Linked DNA regions of Homo sapiens: region 1 is linked to region 2. A link is a loop called in an ENCODE intact Hi-C map of the cell type or tissue named here. Cell type or tissue: chondrocyte. All regions are shown on one strand. Links, peaks and the distances in the headings refer to the core of each region. The heading gives the core; the rest is flanking DNA. Region 1 overlaps RPS6KA6 (ribosomal protein S6 kinase A6). Region 2 holds the start of RPS6KA6 (ribosomal protein S6 kinase A6).

Region 1 (10,476 bases), core at 1,035-9,034, 61 kb before region 2:
TCAAAGCTGCCGTATTGATCTAAGTTTTAAAATAGACTAAGACAAAACAGAAATAGTAACTTATACTTTTTAAAATATTAAAAAAGCAAATTTTGCTTTGGCTTTGGTGAGCTTCCATTTTTGTTCAAAGCCTTCAAGGAGCTAAAGATGTCAATAATAAAAATCAATCTTATTTCTTGGTATTACTAATGAACAACTGGAAGACGAAATTTAAAAAGTACCATTTATAATACCACCAAAAATATCAAACATGAAATCTACAGGTATAAATATACATCTACAGCTATAAAATATATATGCAAGAATTATATGCTGAAAACTGGAAACACTGATGAAAGAAATCAAAGTAGACCTAAATAAATGGGAAGTTATACCATGTTCATGAATTGGACGATTTAATGTTGTTAAGGTATCAATTCTCCCCAAACTGATATACCAATTCAATGAAACTTCAATAAAATCCCAGCAAAATTTCTTTTGTAGAAATCAATAAGCTGATTCTACAATTTGTATAAAAAAGTCAAGAAAATAAAATAGTCCAAACAATTTTGAAAAGGAAGAAAACAGTTGGACTTACACTACACCTGACTTCAACACTTACTATAAAGCTACGGTAATCAAGATAGTGGGGTACCGGAAAAAGGTTGGACATATATATCAATGGAACAGAAGAGTGTACAATGATAGACTGACATATACAGTTAATTCTGCTATAATGCTTCTTTTGAAAATGCAAATTTGTTCTAATGCAATTGATATCTTAGCAAACAATCTAAGTATAACGTGAATTTCACACTGGCTTATCAGTGATTTTGTCTGCAGGAAGCGTTACATGAGCACAGAAAACTGAATCAGCTGAGCTTAGGAAAGTAGAAATACATAAAATGCACATATGCACACACCTCAAACATCTACCAGCTAATTCACTGTATTTGTTATGAGCCACTCCTGTCCACCTCTAGCGTTAAAATTTTCCTTCCAATTCCAGATAATCTAACTTCCACTACATCATTATAACTTACAAACTGTAACTTTTCTGACACCCACTTCCACAAGCAAACTTCGGGTCTTTTTCAAGGTAAGGAACTGTATTTATTGCAGTCTTTATGTATTTCTTAATCATTTAGAACATACAGAACAATGCTACCCTTTTTACTTTCTTTTCTTTTGTGTATCACTGATCAAACATTTTAAAGTTATGCCCCTTGCCTCCTTTTCCCCATAAGTTCTGTGGTTTATATACTATGGATTTATGCATACTGCAGTGATTTAGATCACATATGTCACACTGTAACAGAACTGGCTCTATATTGTCACTTAATTTCTTGCAAAGGTGCAAAAGCAATTCCATGGAGAAAAAGCAGTCTTTTCAACAAATGGTACCAGAACAAGTAGGATAGAGATATAGAAAAATTCATCCTCATACCATAAATAATTAACTCAAAATGGATCGTAAACCATGTAAAACCTAAAACTATAAAATTTACAAAAAAGAAAATAGAAATTCTTTGTGATCTTGGGTTAGACAAGGATTTCTTAGATACATCAAAAGTATAATCCATAAAAGAAAAATAATGACAAACTGGACATCATCAAAATAAACAAAACTGTTCTTCAGAAAATGGTATTAAGAAAATGAAAAAGAAGCTACAGGAGGAAACGATGGAGCAAGATGGCAAAATAGAAGCCTATACCATTTGTAGCTTCTGCAGGAACACCAAAGTTTAACAACTCTCTGCACACAGAAAAGCACCATCACAAGAATCAAAAATCGGGTGAGTAATCACAGTACTTAGTTTTAACTTCATATTGCTGAAAGAGGCACTGAAGAGGGTAGAAGAGACAGTCATGAATCACTGATGACACCCCTTCCCCATGCCCCAGCAGCAGCCATGCAGTGAGGAGAGTCTTTGCAGATAGGGGAGGGAAAGCTCAGCAACTGGGGGGCTTTACATTGAATTCAGTGCTGCCCTGTTACAGCAGACAGCAAAGTCATGCTGGCCTCAGCCAGCACCCACATATGGAGGAAGCTTTTGTTATTTTTTTTAAGTTTTTTTTTTTTTTTTTTTTTTTTTTGAGACAGAGTCTTGCTCACTGCAACCTCCGCCTCTCGGGTTCAAGTGATTCTCCTGCCTCAGCCTCCTGAGTAGCTAGGATTACAGGCGCCCGCCACCACGGGCAGCTAATTTTTTTCGTGCTTTTAGTAGAGGCAGGGTTTCACCATGTTGGTCAGGCTGGTCTCGAACTCCTGACCTCAGATGATCCATCCACCTCGGTCTCCCAAAGTGCTGGGTTTATAGGCATGAGCCACTGCACCCGGCCAGAGGAAGCTTTTGGACAAGAACTAGACAGAAGGGAATTGCCTGTCCCAGTGGTCTAAATTTGAACTCCTCAGCAAGCCTCGCCATCTTGGGCCAAAGTGCTCTGGGGTCCTAGGTAAACTTAAAAGGCAGTCTAAGATGCAAACCCTGCAATTCCTAGGCAACTACTAGTGTTGAACTGGAATTAGAGCCAGTGGACTAGGGTGGCATGTGACCTAGGGAGATACCAGCCAGGGTGGCTAAGGGAGTACTTGTGCCACCATTCCCCCAACCCCAGACAGCACAGCAACAAAAGTGACTCCTTCCTTCTGCTTAAGGAGGAAGGAACAAAAAGTAAAGAGGACTTTGTCTTGCATCTTAGATATCAGCTCAGCCATAGTAGGACAGGACACTGGGCAGAGTTGTGAGGTTCCCATTCCAGGCCCTAGCTCATGGATGGTATTTCTAGACACATCCTGGGCCAAAAGGAAACCCACTGTCTTGAAGAGAAGAACCCAGTCCTGGCAGGATTCATTGCCTGCTGATTAACGAGCTCTTGGGCCATGAACAACCACCAGCAGCAATATACCCAGGTAGTACACCATGGGCCTTGGGCTCTGAGAAATGCTGGCTTCAGGTGTGATCCAACAAATTGAGAGCTGTGGTAGCTACAGAAAAAGATTCCTTCTGTTTGAGAAAAGCAGACAGAAAGGTAATGCACCTTAGGTACCAGCTCAGCCACAGTGGGGTAGGCCAATAAGCAGGCTCTTGAGGTCTCTTGAGTCTGAGCCTAGGCTCTTGGATATAATTTCTGGATCTGCCCTGGGGCATATGGGAGCCCAGTGCTCTGAAGAACGAGTTCCCAGCCTGGCAGCATTCACCACTTGTTGACTGAAGAGCCACTGGGCTTTAAGTGAACATTGCCAGTGGCCTGGCAGAACCCCTGCTATGGGCTGCTGGTGCTGATGGCTATAGGGAGAGGCCCTTCTCCCTGTGGAGAGGGGAGGGAAGTGCAACAAAGATTCTGGATTATGGTCTGAGTGCCAGCTTAGCTGCAGTAGAATAGAACTTCAGGTAAATTTCTAAGGTATTTGACTCTAATCCTTGGCTCCCAGACAGCATGCCTGGTCCTGCCCGGGGCCTGGGGGAACTCATTGCCCTGAAAGGAAGGACACAAACCTGTTTGGCCTTAACATCTGCTGACTGTAGAGCACTATGGCCTTGAGTGAAAATAGGTTTTACCCAGGTAGTAGTTATAGTGAGCCAAGGTCGAGACCCAGTGTTGTGCTGGCTTCCGGTTTGATTCAATGCAGTCTGTGTGGTGGCGGCCATAGGGGTGATTGCATAACCACATCCCCATTCCAGGTGGCTCAGCACAGAGATAGACTCCATTTGTTTGGGAGAAAATAATGGAAAAGAATGAGGTTCTCTGACTGGTAATACAGAGAATTCTTCCAGAATTTATCCAAGGCCACCAATGGGGTACCTCTAGGAGCCTATAAAACCACAGCATTATTGGGCTTGGGGTTCAACTCCCAGCGAATACCTGTACAGTCTTCTCAAGAAGGACAGGTACAAACAAGCCCGGAGTCCAAGACCAAATTAAAAATCTAACTCATCAATGCCCATACACTCCCAAGCATCTACAAGCAGCAAGACCATCCAGGAAAACATGACCTCACCAAATGAACTAAATAAGGAACCAGGAACCAATTCTGGAGAAACAGATAGATATGCAGGCTTTCAGATAGATAATTCAAAATAGCTCTGTTGAGGAAACTCAACGAAACTAAAGATAACGAAGAGAAGGAATTTATAATTCTATCAGATAACTTTAATAAAGAGATTAAAATAATTAAAAAGAATCAAGTAGAAATTCTAGAGTTGAAAAATGCAACTTGACATATCAAAGAATGCATGACAGTCTCTTAATAGAAGAACTGATCAAGGAGTGAAAATAATTTGTGAGCTTGAAGACAAGCTATTTGAAAATACACAGAGGAGACAAAATTAAAAAAAAAAAAGAATAAAGCATGGCTACAAGATCTAGAAAACAGCCAAAGAGGGGCAAGTCTAAGAGCTACTGGACTTGAATAGAAAGTAGACAGAGAAAGACGGATAAGAAGTGTATTCAAAGGGATAATATCAGAGAACTCCCCAAACCTAGAGAAAGAAATAAACATACAAGTGCAAGAAAGTTATAGAACATCCAACAGATTTAAACCAAAGAAGACTACCTCAAGGCATTTAATAATCAAACTCCAAAAGTTCATTGATAAAGTATCCTAAAAGCAGCAAGAGAAAATAAACAAATGACATAATGGAGCCCCAATACACCTGGCAGCATACTTTTCAGTGGAAACTTTACAGGTTAGGAGAGAGTGGCATGACATATTTAAAGTGCTGAAAAAAAATTACTTTATACTATTATAACTGGCAAAACATATTTTTCATGCATGATGGAGAAATAAAGATCTTCCCAGACAAACAATAACTGAGAGATTTCATCAACACCAGACCTGTCTTATAAGAAATGCTAAAGGGAGTTCTTCAATCTGAAAGAAAAGTATGTAATAAGCAAGAAGAAATCATCTGAAAGTACAAAACTCACTATAATAGTAAGCATAAAGAAAAATGCAGGGAATATTATTATGCTGTCATTGTGGGGTATAAATTCCTCTTAAGTAGAAAGACTAAATGATGAACCAATCAAATAATAACTACAAAAACTTTTCAAAACATAGTACAATAAGACATAAAGAGAAGCAATGAAAACTTGAAAAGTGGGGGGATGAATTCAAAGTGTAGTGTTTTTATCAGGTTTTTTTGCATGTTTGTTTGGACAATCAGTGTTAAGTTTTCATCAGTTTAAAATAAGAGGTATTAGATCATATTGGCAAGCCTCATGGTATTCTCAAACCGAAAAACATACAACAGATATGCAAAAAATAAAGAGAAAAAGGCTGGGTGTGGTGGATCATGCCTGTAATCACAGCACTTTGGGAGGCCGAGGCGGGCAGATCACAAGTTCAAGAGATTGAGACCATCCTGGCTAACACGGTGAAACCTGTCTCTACTAAAAATACCAAAAAATTAGCCAGGTGTGGTGGCAGGTGCCTGTAGTCCCAGCTACTTGGGAGGCTGAGGCAGGAGAATGGCGTGAACCCGGGAGGTGGAGCTTGCAGTGAGCCAAGATTGCACCACTTCACTCCAGCCTGGGCGACAGAGCAAGACTCCATCTCAAAAAATACATAAATAAATAAATAAAGAGAAAGAAACTAAATCACAGCACCACAGAAAATCACCTTCAGTAAAAGGAGGGCAGGGAGGAAGAAAACAAGGAAGAGAAGACCAGAAAACAACTAAAAAAATGGCATGAGTAAGTCCCGATTTATTAATAATAACATTTTATGTAAATGGACTAAACAATCAAAATACACAGACTGGATGAACCATGAAAAAACAAGAAACAATGATCTGTTGCCTACAGGAAACACACTTCACCCATAAAGATACATACAGACTGAAAATAAAGAAATGGGAAAAGATATTCCATGCCAATGGAAACCACAAAGGAGCAGGAGTAGTTATATCATACAAAATAGATTTGAAGGCAAAAATTATAAGAAGGGAAATGGAGGTCATTATATAATGATAAAGGGGTCAATCCTGCAAGAAGATAGAAAAATTATAAATATCTGTGGACCCAAAACTGGAGCAACCATATATACAGAGCAAATATTATTAGAGATAAAGAGGGATATAGAACTCAATACAGTAACAGCCGGTGACTTCAACACCCCACTTTCAGCATTGGACAGATCTCCCAGACAGAAAACTCAACAATGAAATATCGAACTTAATCTGCACCATAGAAAAAGTGGACCTAATAGATACTTACAGAACATTTCATCCAAAGGCTGCAGAATACACATTCTTCTCCTCAGCACATGGATCATTCTCAAGAATAGACCATATGTTAGATCACAAAACAAGTCTTAATATATTCAAAAATCTGAAATAATATCAAGCATCTTCTGTGATCACAACTGAATACAACTAGACGTCAACAACAAGAGGAATTTTGTAAACTATATAAACACATAGAAATAAAACAATATGTTCCTGAATGACCAGAGAGTCAATAAAAAAATTAAGAAAGAAATTTAAAAATTTCTTGAAATTAATGATAATAGAAATACAACATAAAAAATCCTATGGAATACAGTGAAAGCAGTACTAAGATGGAAATTTATAGCTGAAAGTGCTTACATCAAAAAAAAATTCAAATAACTTTATGATGTATCTTAAAGAACTAGAGAAGCAAGTGAATTGAACCCAAATTAGTCGGAGAAAAGAAGTAATAAATATCAGAGCAGAAATAAATGAATTTTAAATGAGGAAAATAATATAAAAGACCAATGAAATAAAAACTTGCTTTTTGAAAAAACAAACAAAATTGATAAACCATTAGCCAGACTATCAAAGAAAAACAGGGAGAAGACCCCAATAATTAAAATTAGAGATGAAAAAGGAAATATTACGACTGATACCACAGAAATTCAAAGGGTCATTAGTGGCTACTATGAGCAACTACATGCCAATAAATGGGAAAATCTAGAGAAAATGGACAAATTCCTTGTCACGTAAAACCTACCAAGAAATCCAAAACCTGAAGAGGCCAATAACAATTAGTAAGATCAACATCATAATAAAAAGTCTCCCAGTAATGAACTGCCCAGGGCCTGATGGCTTCAGTGCTACACTCCTCCAAACATTTAAAGAAGAATTAATACCAATCCTGTTCATAATATTCCAAAAAATAGAGCAGGAGGGAATACTCCCAAAGTCATTCTATGAGGCAAGTATTACCCTGATACCCAAACCAGACAAAGATAAGACAACAAAAAACTACAGGCCAATATCTCTGATGAATAATAATGCAAAAATCCTCAACAAGATACTAGCAAATTGAATTCAATAATACATTAAAAAGACTGTTCATCATGACCAAGTGAGATTTGTCCCAGGTATGCAAGGATGGTTCACCATATGCAAATCACTTAATATGACACATCATACCAACAAAAAGAAGGACAAAAACCACATGATGATTTCAACTGATGTTGAAAAAGCACCCAATGAAACTCAACATCTCTTCATGATAAAAAAAAAAACCCTCAGAAAATTGGGTATAGAAGGAACATGCTTCAACATAATCAAAGCCATATATGACACACCCACAGTTAGTATCATACTGAATTGGGAAAAACTGTCATCCTTTCCCCTGAGACCTGGAACACAATGAGGATGCCTGCTTTCACTACTGTTAATCAACATAGTACTGCAAGTCCTAACCAGAGCAATCAGACAAGAGAAAGAAAAAGGGCATCCAAGTGAGAAAGGAAGAAGTCAAATTATCCTTTTTTACTGATGGTATTATCTTACATTTGGAAAAACCTAAAGACTCCTCCAAGAAACTATTAGAACTGACAAACTCAGCAAAGTTGCAGGATACAAAATGAACACACAAAAATCAGTAGCATTTCTACAGGCCGACAGAGAACAATCTGAAAATGAAATCCAGAAAGTGATGCCACTTACAATAGCTAAAAATAAAATCAAATACATAGTAATTAACCAAGAAGTAAAATATCTCTACAATGAAACTACAAAACACTGATAAAAAGAAATTAAAGACATGTAAAAAGGAATGTACTAAAATGAGGCAAGAAATTGAGAAAGACACACAAAAAATGGAAAGATATTCCAAGTTCATGAATTGAAAGAGTCAATATTGTTAAAATTGTCCATACTACCCAAAGCAATCTACAGATTAAACACAATACCTTTCAAAGTAGAATGAGATTCTACACAGAAATAGAAAAAAAAGTCCTAAAATTTATATGGATCCACAAAATACCCAGTATAGATAAAGCTACCTACACAAAAAGAACAAAACTGGAGGAATCACATTATCTAACTTCAAATTATACTACAAAGCTATAGTAACATGGTACTGTCATAAAAACAGAAACATAGAACAGGGAACAGAATAGAGAACCCAGAGATAAATCCATGTATCTACAGTAAATTCCTTTTTGACAAGGTGCCAAGAACATACATTGGGTAAAGGACGGTGTGTTCAATAAATGGTGCTAGGAAAACTGGATATGCATATACAGATGAATGAAACTACATCTCTAGCTCTTGCTATATACAAAAATAAAAACAAAATGGATTAAAAATTTACATCTGAGACCTTGAACAATAAAACTACTACAAGAAAACATTGGATAAACTTGCCAGCATATTGGACTGGGCAAAGATTTCTTAAGTAATAGCCCACAAGCACAGGTGATCAAAGCAAATATGGACAAACTGGATCACATCAAGTTAAAAAGCTTCTGCACGGCAAAGGAAACAATCAATAACATGAAGAGACAATTCACAGAATAAGGGAAAATATTTGCAAACTGCCCATCTGACAAGGGATTAGTAACAAGAATACATAAGGAGCTCAAACAACTCTACAGGAAAAAGTCTAATAATCCAATTAAAAAATGAGCACAAGATCTGAATAAAAAATCCTCAAAAGAAAGCATACAAATGGCAAACAGGCATATGAAAAGGTGCTCAACATCATTGATCACCAGAGAAATGCAAATCAAAACTACAATGAGATATAATTTCTCCCTAAAATGAGGCCTTTATTCAAAAGTCAGGCAATAAAAAAATGCTGCCAAGGATGGAGAGAAAAAGGAAACCTCATACGCTGTTGGTGAGAATGTAAATCAGCACAACCACTATGGAGAACAGTTTGGAGGTTCCTCAAAAAAAACTAAAAACAGAGCTACCATATGATCCATTAATCCCACTGCTGGGTACAAACCTAAAAGAAAGGAAATCAGTACAATGAAGAGATATCTGTACTCCCATGTTTGCTGCAGCACTGTTTTTAATAACCAAGATAAGAAAGCAATCTAAATGCCCATTGACAGACAAATGGATAAAGAAAATGTGGCACTTATACACAACAGAGTACTATTCATCCATAAAAAAGAGTAAGAACCTGTCATCTGCATTGTGAGTGGAACTGGAGGTCACTGTGTTAACTGAAATAAGCCAGGCACAGAAAAATAAACTTATGTTCTCACTTATTTATGGGAGATGAAAATTAAAATAATTGAACTCATGGAAATAGAGTAGAAGGATGGTTACTAGTGGCTGGGAAGGGTACGGGGGAAGGGACTTAGGGGATGAGGGATGGATAATGGGTGCAAAAAATAGTTAGAATAAATAAGACTTAATATTAGCTAGCACAACAGGGTGAGTATAGTCAAAAATAATTTAATTATACATTTTTAAATAACTAAATGCATATGATTGGATTGTTTGTAATATAAAGGATAAATGCTTGAGGTGATGTATATACCCCATTTACCCTGATGTGATTATTAGGCATTGCATGCCTGTATCAAAATATCTCATACAACACATAAATATATACACGTATGTACCCACAAAATTTAAATTTAAATTTTAAAAAATATAAAACATTCTAGGCTGAAAACCAAACAAACAATCCAATTTTTTAATGGGCAAAAGATCTGAATAGACACTTCTCAAAGAAATAAATATATGAAAATGTGCTTAGTGTCATTAGTTATTAGAAAAATACAAAATAAAACCATGATAATTCTACCTAATGCCTATTAGAATAGCTAAAATAAAAAATACTAACAATACAAAATGCTAGTGAGGATACAGATCCACTGGACATTGTGGGTGGGTATACAAAATATTACAACCACTTTGGAAATCAGTTTGAAGTTTTCTCACTTAGTTAAATATACTCAACATATGATCAACTAATCTCACTCCTTATGTATTTACTTAACTGAAATAAAAATTTATGGTAAAAAGAAAACCTATACATGAAGTTTTACAGTGGCTTTATTCATCATTGCCCAAAGCAGGAAATAACTCAAATGCCTCCTCATTGAGGAATGGATAAACAAATCATGGTACCACCATAAAATGAAACACTACTTAGCAATTTAAAAAAACACTCACTGATACAGCCAACAATATGGATGAATCTCAAATGCCCTATGCTAATTAAATGAAGCCAGTCTCAAAAGGCTGTATACTGTATGCCTCTGTTCATAATTAC
Region 2 (10,476 bases), core at 1,681-9,680:
GGGATTTTGTTGACATTTATTTAACTTAAATAGACAGGCATGGCTATTGAATCAGCACATCTGACTGCTGATCTAATATGGTTGCTAACAACGTATCTATATTCTCTCCTTATTTTCAATATTGTCCTTAGGGGGGAGATAGCAATGTATAGAGGAAAAAGCATGAATTTAAAATAATCTAGGTTCAAATTCCAGACGTATTTCCTACTAACTTGCATGTATCTTTCTATTCTGTTAAAAAGACATAACTGTCTTACCAAGATGTTTTGAAGAATGAATAAAACTGAGATAATCTATGATGCATCTAGTACTAGCTGGTACATAGTTCATGCTCAATAAACGCTATTATCTCTTTCTCCCTTAAGATTCGATACCTTTAAATGGAATGGATTCCAACGTTTTTTCAGGTTAAAAAATTTGTATTGGGTGTTTAAATTGCTATATTTCCTCTTAAAGTTTGTCTTCAATCACTTTACAGGAGAGGCAGAGGGATTTCTTAGTAATAATTACCCATGGGTTTTGAAATTTTTTGTTAGAGATGTAATGGGATATTTGTCATTCAAAACAGAGTCACTATCTCCTTACTCAGCTAGTAAAATGGGTGAACAAGTTATTTAACCTCTTAGTTATATGGCTGAACTATATCAAAACTAGCTACGGTACTAAATTTTGTTTTTAATGCTACTGGAAAAGCAAATTCCTCAAAACTAAAGAGCAAGAACATACAGGGCAGTTCAAACAACCCAATTTGGCTCCAGTCATATCTTAAAACAACAACAAAATAAAACACACAGAAAAATATCACAATTCACAGATAATTTACTGCAGAGCTAATTGCTAGCTTACAAATTAATATTCTTTTTTTCCTATTGAATAATGACAACTACGTGACTATTTCTTTTTTTACTTTGGCCTAGAGCTGTGGTTTTTAACCCTGGCTGTGCATCATAAGCATCTGGGGAATAGATGCCCAGGCCCCCTCTAGATTAGTTAAATGTGAATCTCTGAGTGGAACACTGGCATGGATAATTTTTTTACACTCCCAGGTAAATATAACACACAGCCAGAGTTGAGAAAAACCAGCTAAGAAAACTCAAGGCCAAATTTATAATTCAACTATATTTTAAACATGTCATAGACCCTTACAGCCTGCTTATTTGTGCTCTATTTTACCCTTCATCCCCTACCCTCCACCCTTTTCATATATCTCCTACTTTGTTTTCCCTTATCCTCAATATCAAAATAGTTATCAGATTATATTTCCCATATACCATCTCAAATGCTTGGTAAAATGAAGCAAATCACAAGTAACACACATGCACTCTACTCCACCTTCCCTCTTTCTCTGTCTCTCTCTCTCTCTCTCTCTCTCTCTCACACACACACACACACACACACACACACGTGCACACAAAACTACAGCAGGACCTGTTTCTAATGTAGAGATACAGATTAAAATCTAGCAGTGAAATCAGTTACAGAATGTCTCCAGGGCAATTTAGAAAACGTCTCTTATCTGCAAAAGCCAGATTTAGCTCAGCTCTCTAAATCTCTCTCCCATCTAACTCCTTTCCTACCTAAAAACAAACAAAAATAAAGAAAATACACAACAAAAAAAAATATTGGCAGCAACAGTAAATAATCCTTGGAAATAACATAAATGAATAAACATTACATAGCAAATTCTGACAAAGTACTGAAAGGCTTATACCTCAAGATTCCAAGTGCTTATCAAATCTTAAGAACCGCTGCTACATACAATGATAGCACCAAGAAAGAAATTACAGGAAGGGAAAAAAATCTTGCATTTCCTCATCAAAATTCTAGATGAGAGAGACTATGAGAGGGTAGGTACTAAAACAATATGGCCCAGAAAAGCAACTACACTATCAGTAGGCCTTATCATGGAACACAGAGGTAATGATTAGCTCTCTTGATGAACTAATCAAGGTAGGGAAATATAGAGGACCTGCCCTGAAGGAACTGACCTGAATATTTCCAGATCAGACTGGCTTAAAGAAAGATTGACTTGGAGGAACTGAGAAGGCACCTGTGGCAGGGAGGGGCCACTGCCCTCTGACTCCTCCCCGCTTGTCTATTCCAAATAAACCTGGTGAAAGCATAGAAAAAATACAGATGTCCCTGCTCTCCTTCCACATTCCAGAAATAAGTACTGGTCATTATTTTCAGAATAGGACTCTGTACTCACGGCTGCTGACTACTGAAGATGAACATTGGTGAAACAAGAATTACAGGCCTAAGGCCCATTTAAAAAGAATTAAAAATGTTTTAGCTAGTAATAAGTGTATTCACCTTTGGTAGTAAAGAATTTAAGCATTCTAAGCACGATCAGAAACCTTCAGAGTGGAATGCTATTATTCAATACAATATTAGAAAGGGGAGATTTCATTTTAGCTTTCTATCTCCCTATACTGCAAAGATCTATTTATTTTTATATTAGTCTGGTGGCTAATACAGAGACTTATATTGGCAGGTATGCATTAAATACCTGTTACATTGAATTAATTCCTACCAGGACGCTTCTAATCTCAATTGTTTGTTATTTCTTTTTACTCTCCAACATCTAATCAGTTACCAAATTGTAACTATTCTACCTCTGCCAGGTCTCTCCCATCAGTCATCTCTTTTCTACCCCTTCTGTACTAGTTCAAAAATCTCACTACTACTTCCACTAACACAATAGCCTCCTAGCTGGAATTCCCCACCTTCCATATCTCCCCCATTCCTCACTACCGTCAATTATTTTTCAAAGCACAAATCTAATAATGTCACTCATGTCCTCAAAAACCTTCAGTGGCTCCTATTTATGAGATAAAATTGAACCCTTAAACTGGCTTAAAAAGTCCCATTCAACCTGGGCCTAGCTTACCTTTAATACATTCCTTATCTCTCACTATATCCCCTCTCCCACATCACAGACTTACAACAGTATCAGATTCTTCCTTCTTTCAGAACATTTCCATGCCTTTTCTTATATTGTGCCCATCCACGTGAAATATGCTCCTTTCATCTGTCTGTGAAAATATTATCACTTTCTAATGCCCTGCTCAAATTCCACCTCCTTCACAAAGCCTTACCAGATCCATTCCTAAACCACCACCACCCCCACCACCACCACCACCACCCCATTGTTGATAATCTTGTGCCTTTTACAATAACAATTTCCATACATGCCTGTCTTACTACCTGAATGTAAACCTGTGGGGGTAGGGTGGGACTCTGTGGTATATTTTTAGGCATTTCACATTACAGCACTATGTACAGCACTGCCTTGTACTCAATAAATGCTTCATGAATTGAACCAATTCCTACCATGACAAGAGTTCAGAATTTTTTTAAAAAATTAAAAATTTCAATGAAACACCTCATCAGCCAGATATAATAAATGAAATTATCTGTCTCTTCTTATCCTTCCACTGTTTCTAAATATAACTTTGTATTTTATCTCTGGATCACCCTATCTGTGATTACAAACATTCACAGTGAGAGCACCACTATACTTAGATGAAATGATCAAATTTAGGAAGGGGTCTTAAGAAAAACTGCTTACGAAATGGAAGGCTGCGGCTAAGGCCATGGTTATCTGAATCCCAGGATTTTAACATAGATGACAATAGTTCAGACTTTAGGGGCATGGGAAGAGGCATGATGACTGTGGGAAAAGAGAAGGAACTATTGTGTACTAGAGACTAAGTGCAAAACATCTTGCTAAGTTTATTAAACCCAGCACTGAATTTTCTTTACATAACAACTCTTGAAGATGTTTTTTCTCCAACTTATAGACAAAGAAAGTGAGGTTCAGAGAGGTTAGGTAACGTGGATTGTGTCACATCATGAGTATGGCATGGAGCTCGGACAAGAACCCAGATTTACCTGCCTTCAAAGCTGTTCTTTCCTCTATTACTATAGGGTCTCATGAAAATTAATTAAAACTAGAAGTTTTTCCCAAATTGGTTTTATCAGTAAACTACATACTCTCAAAACTAATTTGTTTAGACAGGCATGGTTGTGAGCACCTGTAGTCCCAGCTACTCGGGAACCTGAGGCATGAGGATTGTTTGAGTCCAGGAGTTCGAGGCCAGCCTGGACAATGTACAATGACATAGAAAGACCCTGACTCAAAAAAAAAAAAAAAAAAAAAAAACTAACTTGCTTAAATAAAAACAGCATTGCTAAAGAAATAATATAAAAGTACTACACGTTTACTATGATATGAAATGTGAAAATTACATCATCAACTTGATAAAGAAGCACTTGGTTCCTCACCAAAAAACAAACAACTAAGCGAACAAACTGTAACATGCATGGCATTAAATCATGAAAAGTTCACATTAGTCAAACAGGTTGTTCTTTATGATCCTTGCCCAGGAATGACCAATACCCATCCCATCTCAAGTAAAACCTCTTTCTTGATCCTGACAGAATCCAGTCAAAAGCTTAAATTGTGACTGCGTGAGGGGTGATGCCCTTTGAAGTTCCTATTCCCAGTAGACCTCATTGAGACAGTCCCTGCAAGAGCTCTCACAATCAGTTTCTTGCTTACCCTATTTCCCCTCTTCTAAGAACTCTCTTCCCAGAAACCAAAAGATTCCAGGTTTCCCCTTTTCAGGCCCATTCTCTACCTCTCACTGGAACCAAGCTAGTTATTGGTTGAAACCTGACACATTTCACCACAGAACAATTTTACAAACAGTGGTTAGGCTCGGCATCATTATACCTCGCTATTATGTACTGATCTAAAAATATAAGTACCCTTAATAAGTTTTTCCTGTGGGAAAACATGTTAAGAGTCTCAAACAACCAATTTACACACTTCTGAATGATAATTCAAAGGTTAACAACTGTCCATGCAAGCAAGACAGGTAAAAGATACAAAAAGACTCCAAAATATATGGTAGTGTCTATAATCTTTAATCTTACCAGATTCAACACACACAGAAATGGACGGAAATTATTTCTTTTGACATTAAAGTTAACAGATTCTTACCTACATTTTCTTTAAGGATTCTAGCACATTTTAAAAATATATATTCTACAACAAAAACACTCTTAGTCCTAAAATTATCACAATTGAGGGTTGTAGAGCTTGTACTCAAAATTAGCATTTTTAAAGCCAACATCAACAAATTTGTAATTAAAATATAAATTATCAAAAGTAAACTTGTTTACTTCTTATCAAAAGAATATAATTAAAAACAAACAAACTCTTCTAAGTACTAAGTGGGTCTGTTCAAATGTAGCATTTAGTTTTCACCTATAATATTTTTTATTAAGTAACTTGCAGGGTTAAATCTAACCAATCATAACTGTTTTAGAGAAAGAAGGCAGAAATACTATCTTCACCACATTACCTTCACCTTTCGTTTTACTTCATAGGGATTAACAATTTCCACTCGAGTATTTTTCCAAATTGCTGAGGTAGAGAGACCCATTGTTAAATCTCTACAATACCTAAAACATACTGCAAACAATAAAAAAACCATATGTGGTAATTACAATTTAAAACATACTACATTCAAAGTTAACAGAAATAATAAAATAGTAGGCATGCAAAAGGATTCCCACCTCCCATCCCATCCTTATATCAAAGCATTTAACTGTTTTTATAAACTAAATGCCTATAAGTTCAGTAAGTTACATACATGAATATAACAAAGTTCCTCTCCCCTTCAATAGACTTGCTAGACAATTGTGCAAACAGTTAGCATTCCCACATTTCAACAAGAAAGGAACGCCTATTCATTTATCTTGTTCTTACGAGATGTAAAATATTAAAACGTATATTGGAATTGCTTGGTTTACTAGTAAAATATTTCCTGTAAGTATAGAGGGTTCAGATTTAGGGTACTTCTGAATTTATTTCCACTATATTCCTTACCACATGTTATTCTAGCATGTAATCTTAACCCCAGTTTAGTTGATAAATAACAAAAAAATTTAAAGAAAAAAAAACAAGGTAATCATACAACAGCCAAATGTGTATTTTTTTTAAATGGAGCAAGTACTTGAAGACAAAGTTGCACCCTTTAGATGTCGAGGATTGAGAGTCTTACCTCAAAATATCCTACTGTGAATCAATTTCACCAACTATTTTTAGGAGGTGTATGGTGGCCTCTACTGGAGTAGTACGCAGTCGATTAAGTTATCAGAAAAGGATCCAACTTTCTATCACAAAAGACACGTTTTTGTGTTTAAATGCTGCCCGCTTTTATAACAACAATAAAAACAAAGCACCTGTGTACATCTAAGTTCTCACTGCACAGCTGACCAAAGCCCAACCAGAACAGTTTCAGAGTAAGAAGAGTGGGAAGAGAGGTGAACCAAAGTATTTTGGTTGAACCTCGCTAAGTCTTACCAAAGATTCGACTTATTTATAAGGGCTGGGGTTTACTTTGCGTCTTCTTTTACAGACCAACGGGGCAGGGACAGCGGTTGTGGAAAGGAGAAGGGGTGGAGCAAGAGTGCAGTAGAATCAAGGGGACCTGAGAGGAAGCAGTAGAACATCACCTGAAACCTGGCGACTGGAGATAGGTCGCCAGTGTATCTCGACATGGGTCATTACAAGGAACCATAACAAGCCACAGAGAAACGAGAAAGCTGTTACCAGGGAACACTCGTGCCTATGTGCAAATGTCCCCAGAGTTACTTAGTCACCTTGGTGTGTTTGTTGCACTGGGTTCGTAAAGCGTCCGGGGTTCAACAGCGAGCTGGAGTCCGCAGCTGTCCCCCAAAATGTTCCCAGCCAGCAAACTAGGCGCGGCGGAGAAAAAGGGACGCGCGGAGTCAGGCACAGCACCCCGCCAGTCCCCCAGTTCCCCTTCGGGTCGGAAAGTGAAGAAACTTAGTCACAACAACTCTGGCGTGGCCCGCCAGGCAGGCGCTCCGCCCAAGGCCGAGCCCGGGCCCAGGCTGCACTCACTCCGCAAGCCCGAGCCCGCCGTCTCATCCCCGCCCGCTCCCCAGCGAAAGGGCAGTGGAGGCAGCATCAAGGGGGCTTGCCCGGGAGCCCGCTTCCCGGCCCTACGCCTCTCCTCTCTCCGTCCCCAGCCAAGGTCTTGAGGGGAAGGAGGCGGGGGTTGGCTCCAGCCCGTCTTGGCCACCACACTAACCTCGCCGCTGCTCGCGCCGCCGCCGCTGAACACTTCCATTTCTCGGTCCCAGGGCTCGTCCTGAGGAGCGAATGGTAGCATCTCCCCTTCAGGAGCACTCAAACAGGAGCTGCCGCCTACCGCTGGCGCGGCCGCGCATCCTGTCTATTGAACTGGCCCGCCGCCGCCGCCGCCGCCGCCGCCGCCGCCGCGACCCCCAGCCCCGCCTTCAGCGAGCGCTGCCCTCGCCGCCGGGTCTCTCAGAGGCTGGGAGCTGGGGGTCGCCGCCGCCGCCGCCCGGTGATTCCCATAGAGAAGACAACTCTGTGCTGCCTCTCCAAGAGCTGCCGCTCGGCTCGCGCTCACCACTGCCACCACAACGACAGCCGCTCGGTGGTGACTCCCCCAACACCCCACTTCCTCGGGTCCCCTCCCCGCTCCCTGCTCTGTCAATATGGCGGCAGCGGCGGCGTTACCTGTGCGGCGCCTGGACCCCCCCACGGCGGCGGCACAGCGGCGTCACCCAAACGTCAATGGAGATTCCCCAGCTTGGGGTGAAGGGGGCGGGATAGAGGGGCGGGGTGGATGCGGGGGACCGCGTGGTGGGTGGTGGGATAGAGGGGAGGGGGGCGTGCTGGGCTGGGGAGGCGACTGAACAGTAGTAAAAGCCCCTGCTAGCGCCTCGGTAAACCTGCCCACTCCACGGAGCATGCGCAGCGCTCTTCACACATGCTCAGCAGGCCCTCTCAAGTCCACGGAGCAGCATTGCTGGCGGGCGGCAGGATTCTCAAAAAGGATGCTGGAACTGGGGGACCCTCCAGAGCACTTGAGGAATCAGGGTAAGGGTAGGACTCCAAGAGTATCTCTTTGCAGGGCTCACGAAGAGCAGGTGTCTTATATGCCAAACCACGCCCATTTCGATACTTAGTGACAAATACTAGGGCAGGGATTTTAGTACATCATACATTATCCTCCTAGAAGGTAAAGGCAGGATAACCCCCATTTAAAAAAATAAATATACCTGTCCTCTCTAGCCCCCACCTTACTTGTCCCTCTCAGGATGCTCCTGCTGGTTGCCTTCACACTATTGATAACACACAATGTTTCTCTTCACACATGCACACACACAGGCAAACATATGCCACTTAATGAACTCCACTTGTGGCAACAAAGGCATGATTCCGAAGCTAGCCCATCCTCCAGCCCCCTCTGAGAATGTTGGGTCTGTAGTGACAATAATCATAGTTTTTAGTACCTTCTTCAAAGCGAGCTTTACTACTTCGCTACTCTAAGCCACACATTGTACTGGGAGCTGGCGATATAACAGAGATAAAGTATAATCTTATACGGGGGATAATCAAGATGCTTCTCATCAAAACACTTCAGAGCTGAAAGTTTAAAAGTTATTCCACATTTGACACTTCAAAGACTTAAAAGAGCAACTGTAACAGCGGCTAAACCAACTCAGGACCTTGGAGAGGTTTCTAACGTTCATAAAAGGCACACCACCCCCTTTACCCTTCTACACCTAGGGCTGTTGACCTATGCCCTCCATTTATTTCATCATCTGGTCTCAAGAGCTAATGAAGCAAAGCTGGCCACAGAGATTGCACTGAATTACAAACAAGGATAACTGATAATGTCCTCTCACTTACTCTGCTGAAAATCTCGAGGAGAAAGTGAGCTTAACGAACAGGGTTCTCTAAAAGTCAAAGCTTCGAAAGTAGTGGGTGCATGGGGCTATAAATCGTGAAAATGTGTGAGAGTGTGTGTGTCTGTGTGTGCACGCACACACCCATAAACTCATATTTGGCTGAACTGACAGTATTAACTAGGGCCAACTTTTTTTCTTTTTCTTTTTTTTTTTTTTTTTTTTGAGACAGAGTCTCATTCTGTTGCCCAGGCTGGAGTGCAGTGGCGCGATCTTGGCTCACTGCAACCTCTGCCTCCCGGGTTCAAGCGATTCTTCTGACTCAGCCTCCCGAGTAGCTGGGATTACAAGCGTGCGCCACCACGCCCGGCTAATTTTTGTATTTTTAGTAGAGACAGGGTTTCACCATGTTGGTCAGGCCGGTCTCGAACTCCTGACCTTGTGATCCGCCCACCTCAGCCTCTCAAAGTGCTGGGATTACAGGCCTGAGCTGCTGTGCCTGGTACTGCCAACCTTTTGAGCGCTGGGTCTCATCCATCCCTTCTTGCCTACTCAAAGGCTTTGTTCTGCAACCCGCCCCCCCACTAACATCATCTATTTTTTTCTCTCTACTGGATCTCTCCCGTCAGCAAAAACATGTTATTGACAGCTTGCTTGAACACTTGCTGGCATTTGATGTAAGTTCATGACTTACTCTTTCTTTAAACATTTTCTTTACTTGGCCTCTGGAACGAAATAATGTTTGTTTTTCTCCTACATCATTGTTTCTCTTATACATCTTTCTGTCTCCTTTACTGGATCATCCCTCCTCTTCCCAATTCTGCCTATTGGAACTTCAAGGTTCAGTCCCACCCTCTTTCTTTTTCAGCGTTCTAGGTATTCCCATATCCCATCCATACCTGATATGGTTAGGCTTTGTGTCCCCACCCAAATCTCATCTTGAATTGAATCCCCATAATCCCCATAATCCCCATGTGTCAAGGGAGGGACCAGGTGGAGGTAAGTGAATCATGGGGGTGGTTTCCACCATGCTGTTCTCATGATAGTGCCTGAGTTCTAACAAGATCTGATGGTTTTATAAGGCGCTCTTCCTTCCTTTGTTGGGCACTTCTTCCAGACGCCATGTGAAGAAGGTACCTTGCTTCCCCTTTGCCTTGATTGTAAGTTTCCTGGGGCTCCCCAGCCATGATGAACTGTGAGTCAATTAAACCTCTATTTTTTAAATAAATTACCCAGTCTTGAGCAGTTCTTTATAGCAGTATGAAAACAGACTAATACAATAAATTGGTACCAAGGTAGTGGGGTGCTGCTATAAACATACTGGAAAATATGGAAGCGACTTTCAAACTATGTAACAGGCAGAGGTTGGAACAGCTTGGAGGGCTCAAAAGAAGACAGGAAGATGTGGGAATGTTTGAAACTTTCTAGAGACTTGTTAAATGGCTTTGACCAAAATGCCGATAGTGATACAATGAAGTCCAGGCTGGGGTGGTCTCAGATGGAGATGAGTAATTGTTGGGAACTGGAATAAAGGTGACTCTTGGCTATGCTTTAACAAAGAGACTGACGGCATTTTGCCACTGCACTAGAGATCTGTGGAACTTTGAACTTGAGAGAGATCAGTTAGGGTACATGATGGAAGACATTTCTAAGAAACAAATCATTCAAGAGGTGACTTGGGTGCCCTTGGAAACATTTAATTTTATGCATTCACAA

Evidence for each region. A loop is a pair of places that touch in the nucleus more often than their neighbours do. Peaks named below come from ENCODE experiments on the same cell type or tissue, not always from the same donor. Only the 100,000 strongest peaks of a DNase experiment are listed, where the experiment ranks them.
Region 1: it touches region 2 in a loop (3-fold over the local background); 3 of 110 quality-filtered maps call a loop at or near these places.

Annotation. Positions count from the first base shown.
Region 1 is chrX:84,120,312-84,130,787 of GRCh38, forward strand. All of the region lies in intron 8 of RPS6KA6 (ribosomal protein S6 kinase A6), which reads right to left. Among named protein-coding and RNA genes, the nearest start is that of RPS6KA6, 63 kb to the right of the region's middle. In chondrocyte, for the core only: no CTCF peak of the experiment used is centred there; no DNase peak of the experiment used is centred there.
Region 2 is chrX:84,180,689-84,191,164 of GRCh38, forward strand. It overlaps RPS6KA6 (ribosomal protein S6 kinase A6), which reads right to left and starts at 7,511. Exons shown (of 22, transcript NM_014496.5): 1 at 7,131-7,511. The coding sequence starts at 7,211. In chondrocyte, for the core only: CTCF peaks have their summits at 6,140 (motif pointing left) and 7,873; DNase peaks (open chromatin) are centred at 7,123, 7,533 and 7,613.